Linked DNA regions of Homo sapiens: region 2 is linked to region 1. The links are chromatin contacts, found by Hi-C or POLR2A ChIA-PET in ENCODE. All regions are on one chromosome and are shown on one strand. Each heading gives the region's core, a stretch centred on a gene start or an enhancer-like site at or near the end of the contact. The rest is flanking DNA. Distances are from core to core; before and after follow the strand shown.

Region 1 (2,700 bases), core at 120-2,619:
TTAAGTGGTAAGCACTGCCGTAGAGAAAAAAGCCCTTGAATTCTGTCTGGAGCCACCTGGGGATGCTGTATATGAAACAAATGCCACAGCCCTCATTAGCAGAAAAATACACTTCAAGTTGCTTCCTGTCTTCTTTAGGCCTCAAGAAAGCTGTAACTGAGTGGGAAAATGTTGAAACCTCACAGCTAAAATGAGAGCATTCCAGGGAATTCTACAAAATCATGAAGTGCCTCCATCAGTTGAACACAAACCAATTCTCAAACCCAGGAAACCGTAACGAGAGATTGGGTGAACACTTCCTAGCTCTGACTTATTGCCAGGCATTGTTCTCATTGTTTTCTATATATTAACTCTCTAAATCCCCACAGTAATGTTATGAGTTAAATACTCTTATCATTTAAAAGATGAGAAATAGAGGCACAAAGAGGTTAAATGACCTACCCAAGCCTCAACAGCTAGGAAGTGGTAGAGCTAGGATTTGAACCTATATAGTCTCATCGCAGAGTCCTAAACTGCCTGAAATATGTACATTTAAGCAAAAAACAAAAAGTGCTGATTCATGGATTGGAATGGAGTGGGATGAGTAATAACTGGGTGGTGCTTTTTATCTCAATATGTTAGATCAGCTAAAGACAGAAGGGTTTTGATAGCTGAGGGGCCCAGTGTCTATCCCATACTTTAAGGAAGGCCTCAGAAAGGCCAGCTGCTCCCCTAGATCCACCCACAGCTCCTAGTGTCCCCTGACAGACAGCAGACTGGTGCCAGAGTAGTTTCATGTGGTTGAGAGCCAGATATGCAAACAGTTCTGCATGGGTCCCTTTATGCACTTACATACTGTATTTTTTACTAGAAAATGGTGACATATTTAGTACCTAGTGCAGCAATGTCGTAGGTCCTACAAGTATGAAGCCTAACTTCTAGAATGGACTCTACCACCTACTGTCCCTTGATTCAGTTCTTTGCAACTATAAATATTTATTCATTCAGTAAATAATTTTGAGACCTCCTCCATGCCAAGCAACATGCACTAATTTGAATTCAATAGTTGCCCTAAGGTACTCACTATTTGCTGGTGGTGACAGTCAGATAACGGGATCTTTATAAGCACTTCCGCACTGTGTCCTCAAAGTGTGCCAGGGAGTGAGGGAGGGCTCAACCTGTCCCTCTTCCCTAGGAGTCTGTGAGCAGCAAATGAGATCATACAGGGGAAAGGGCTTTGTAAATAGCAGAAGGTGAGAATGGGGTGTGTGAGGAGGTGGGGAAGAGGGGGAAGAAGGAGGAAGCAGAGGGAACGGGAGGCAGAAGGGAAGGAGGGGTGAAGGAGAAGAGAGGGAGTGGCAGGGGGAAGGAAGGGGAAGTAAAGTGGGAGGACTTCAACTAGGAGCTGGCTGCCTTTTCTGGAGACCTCGGGCAGGCAGCCGCCAAGCTGAGTGCTCCATCAGGGGCTGTGAGCCTGAGTGAGGCCTCACAGGAGTGAGGGAACCAAGCCTGAAGCTCAGGGCTCACTCTCCTAGCAGGCCAAGTCCAAACCTTGCAACCGTTGCCAGACTACTCTGGACTCCGTCCTAGTGGGGGCCTTAAACTCGTGTTATGTTGCTTGAGACTAGGTGCTTTCGCTGCTCCCCATGCACCCCAACCTCTTCAGGATCCCAGCTTGAAAAGTGACAAAGGCCAAGCTGTCCCTCTATTGTGATGCCCGATTTCTCATGAATCCCCTTATATAATGGTATCTCTGAGAAATGGTGGCTCGAGGTGACGCCAGCCACCACCATTCTCTGTACTGAATCGCCACCTAGAGGCCAGTTCTAGCCCAAACCAATGTGTAGGCCAAGTTTTCAATTTTGCCTCAAGATAGAAAACAAAACAAGAGTTATCTTTGAACAAAAAGATAAAAAGGCAAGAAAATGGCACAAGACCTTTAAAAGGACTCCATCAGTCCCTTCACCAACCCTGTGGTTTGCTGATGAGATATGCAAGGGCTGAAATGTCTCCACTTCTCAATGGGGCAGGATTTCCTCCATGGCTTGGGACCAATGTGAGAATGTCACTGTTTCTCACATATTCTAAAGTCTAGATTTGAAGAACAAATATGCCAAGAAAACCCTCCAGTTTGCCCTGCATGTCAGACCCCAGCCCATCTGCTCCTCTTCTTTCATGCCCAAATTCAGACACGTTGGCTAGCTTGGGAAGACAGCTCAGCAGAAGATAGGATGTCCTTTTTAGGAGAGTTTGCTAATTTGGCTTACATTTCTGGAATTAGATGCCCTACACTGAACATGAATACCCATTAATCCTGGACCATTTATTGGGAAGTAGTTGGATGAGTCTACAAAGGCATCGAAGGTAAGTTGATAGTTCAAAATGAGCATCAAGGCCGGGCATGGTGGCTCAACGCCTGTAATCCCAGCACTTTGGTAGGCCAAAGCGGGCAGATCACCTGAGGTCAGGAGCTCAAAACTAGCCTGGCCAACATGGCAAAACTCCGTCTGTCTACTAAAAATACAAAAATGAGCCGGATGTGGTGACAGGTGCCTGTAATCCCAGCTACTTGGGAGGGTGAGGCACGAGAATCACTTGAACCCGGGAGGCAGAAGCTACAGTGAGCCAAGATCGCACCACTGCACTCCAGCCTGGGCATCAGAGTGAGACTCTGTCTCAAAAAAAAAAAAAAAAAAGAAAAAAAAATGAGCATCGAGGTAT
Region 2 (2,700 bases), core at 138-2,637, 50 kb before region 1:
TTAGCCAGGCGTGGTGGTGGGCCCCTGTAATCCCAGCTACTCAGGAGGCTGAGGCAGGAGAAAGGCGTGAACCCAGGAGGCGGAGCTTGTGGTGAGCCGAGATTGCACCACTGCACTCTAGTCTGGGTGACAGAGTGAGACTCCATCTCAAAAAAAAAAAAGAGGACTGGATGAGACGGCAAAGTTGTTAGAGAAATTCAGGCAAGAGAGGGTGGTGGCCACAGGTAGTGTGGCATGGGGAGAAAGAAGTAGACAGCTCCAAAGGGGAACATTGTGTACCTGATGGAGTTAGGTAGGCAAGATAAGAGTCACATCAGGGCAGACGCCAGGCTGGTGCATAGTTCCTCTTTCTTCCTGAAGCTAGCTAACCTCATGGGAGACAGGGTTCCTGGTTTACAATGGAGGGTGTTACAGGACTGCCTGCATCCTTGGCTACTGGTCACCATGCCCTGCTTATTTTCTGCTCACTCTGTCCTCTGACTTTTCACTGGGTTTGGCCAATGGGGAGCTCACAAATACTGCAGAGCAGAGGAACAGGGTCCCCCATAAGGACCTTGCCTCCCCATGAGGAGGCCCAAGGCTGGCTGTGCCCCTCAGTCTCTCTCAAGGTAACCTTGTCATCTCTACCTTCCTCTACATGACTTTTTTACTTCCTGGTTTCAATGTCCACTCCCTCCCCTTTCACTTGGGCCTGGGGTGGTATACAGCTCAGCTTACGGGCTGCAAAAACACCCCAACATCCCTTCTGGTTCCCACGACTTCACCCACACCTTTGTTAAATTCACCCTCCTTGAGTTACTCTAATGAGTGTGACATCTGTTTCCTGTTGGGACTCTGAGTCACACACTTCTGACACCAGGCTGAATTGTTCATAAAATAATTCCCAGTTCCTTTAAATCAGACCACACCCCCGCAAGCCCAACAGCCAATAAGGCAAGAACACACGCTCCAACCGTTTACCTGGTGTGCAATCAGGATCTTCGTACGCCTCCTTCCCCTGGTCAAGTTCTGCTCCTAGCCACCCAGATTTGAGTAGGGCTCAGATTCCCCAGCTGTGACCCTGGGGATTTTCCTAGCGCTGGGCACCGCCCACCACACTGCCCCACACAGGATGCCGCTGCCAGGTTCGGCGCCTTGGGCTAGGACAGGGTATGCAGGGACAAGGGAAGGTAGGTAGCCTCAAGGTTCCTTTTCACCAACCCTGCTGAGACCTGGGGATCCCATCATCAAGTGGCCACTGACCTCCCCTGAGAGGGCTGGAAAAACTTGCAAAATGGTTCTGACTCACTGTTCTCTAGGCTTTCTGCTGACCTGTGATCACCTGCGTGTCTGTCTGGGTGTGTATAAATGGGTCTGTGTCTGTGGTATTTTTGTCTGTTTTTCCCTCCCCAACTCCAGAATGTAAACACACTGAAGGAAGGGACTTGTCTTGTTCTCCACTGTATCCCAGTGCCCAGCCCAGTGCCTGGGACACAGTAGTTAGTGGATAAGTATTTGTTGACCAACAGACCAGTGACTGGTCTCTCATCATCTGTTTACAGTCTTCCCCCAGACAACATAGAGCTCCACCGATTAGATTTCCTAATTACATTCCTTTTCAGTCTTGCCTCCCTGAGATGAGCCTTGTCAGCATCGTGAATATTTCCAGCAACTCCTCAATCACACATTTATAGCTTTTTTATGGGATACTCCTACAACCTGATTAATGTCTTTATTGCCCTAAGCACTGACAAGTTTCCAGGGACTCGCACATGAAATTCAAAATAAAATTTTATAGCACATGAAATTCAAAATAAAATTTTATTTTTTGGTTTAACATGAAAGTTTATGCTAAAATTTTAAAAAGCAACTTTCTAGATTTTCTGCCTGCAAAATTGTGAATAAGCTCATTACAGCTGAACTTATCCTTCTTTCTCTCTGTTTGCTGGTGCCCTAGGCAACTGTTTGGTTTGTCTATCGGGCATTAGTTATTTTCATATACGAGTAATTCCATTACTAGTTTTTCACAAGCCAGAATGGAGTTCTTGGGAGCATGGAGACGACAGGGAAGAGTCAATGTCCCATTACCCCACATGTGTTGTTTTTCAACCTAGGCACTACTGGCTGGACATGGGACTAACCCGCTCATTGCAGGACATTTATCATTTCTGAGTTCCAGGCGCTAAATGCTGCTAGCATCCCCCAGTCATTGTAACAATTAACAACAAAAGGGCCTCCAAAATCTCCCTAAGGGAGCAGTTCTACCTCAGGTCAAGAAGCATCATTCCCGGCGTGGCTGAATGTAGGTTAAAAGAATGTTCTTTGAAAGGTCCTTCCTTACCCTGCATGTCTGGAATGCACACCCCTTTCTGTTCCTCCTCACTGATGGGACCCAGGTTCTATAAGACCATTCCTGGGCAATGGAGCCCACAACTTCTCTCTACTGTGAGTAAGAACAGTGTGATTAGTGCCACTCCTTAACATTTTGTCATGTGGCATGACTCTCATTATAACATCACCTTTCATGTTAATTAGCTCTCAGAACATTTCAAAATCTGCATGTGTGTCTCTCTGACTAAGTTATGAGCTCCCGGGGGCAGAAGCCATGTTTTATAACTCTTCACGTAGGAGAGAAGGTTGGTTTTAGGGGTGAAGTGACTCAGGAAGAGGTGTCTAGAAAGCAACTTGGAATTAGGGTCTGAAATCCAAGGGGAGGTTAGA

What was found. Hi-C counts contacts between places; a loop is a spot of excess contacts on that map. ChIA-PET counts read pairs that join two places held with the same protein, here RNA polymerase II (POLR2A). Pooled maps may share reads with other maps.
Region 2: a map with no recorded cell type shows a loop between it and region 1 (2.9-fold over the local background). The contact joins two enhancer-like sites. A Hi-C loop is called at or near these places in 11 of 37 single-sample maps with no recorded cell type and 5 of 50 pooled maps. POLR2A ChIA-PET finds 5 or more read pairs at or near these places in 3 of 52 experiments (H1, OCI-LY7 and T-cell).

The regions. Positions count from the first base shown.
Region 1 is chr1:113,139,785-113,142,484 of GRCh38, reverse strand. No RefSeq gene overlaps it. Among named protein-coding and RNA genes, the nearest start is that of LRIG2, 68 kb to the right of the region's middle. RefSeq lists an enhancer at 1,510-1,679 and a cis regulatory region at 1,059-1,959. Within about 2 kb of position 1,369, at least 10 of the 41 ENCODE cell types and tissues checked have a DNase peak (open chromatin) inside an H3K27ac peak, as active enhancers do.
Region 2 is chr1:113,190,094-113,192,793 of GRCh38, reverse strand. No RefSeq gene overlaps it. Among named protein-coding and RNA genes, the nearest start is that of LRIG2, 120 kb to the right of the region's middle. RefSeq lists an enhancer at 470-579. Within about 2 kb of position 1,387, at least 3 of the 41 ENCODE cell types and tissues checked have a DNase peak (open chromatin) inside an H3K27ac peak, as active enhancers do.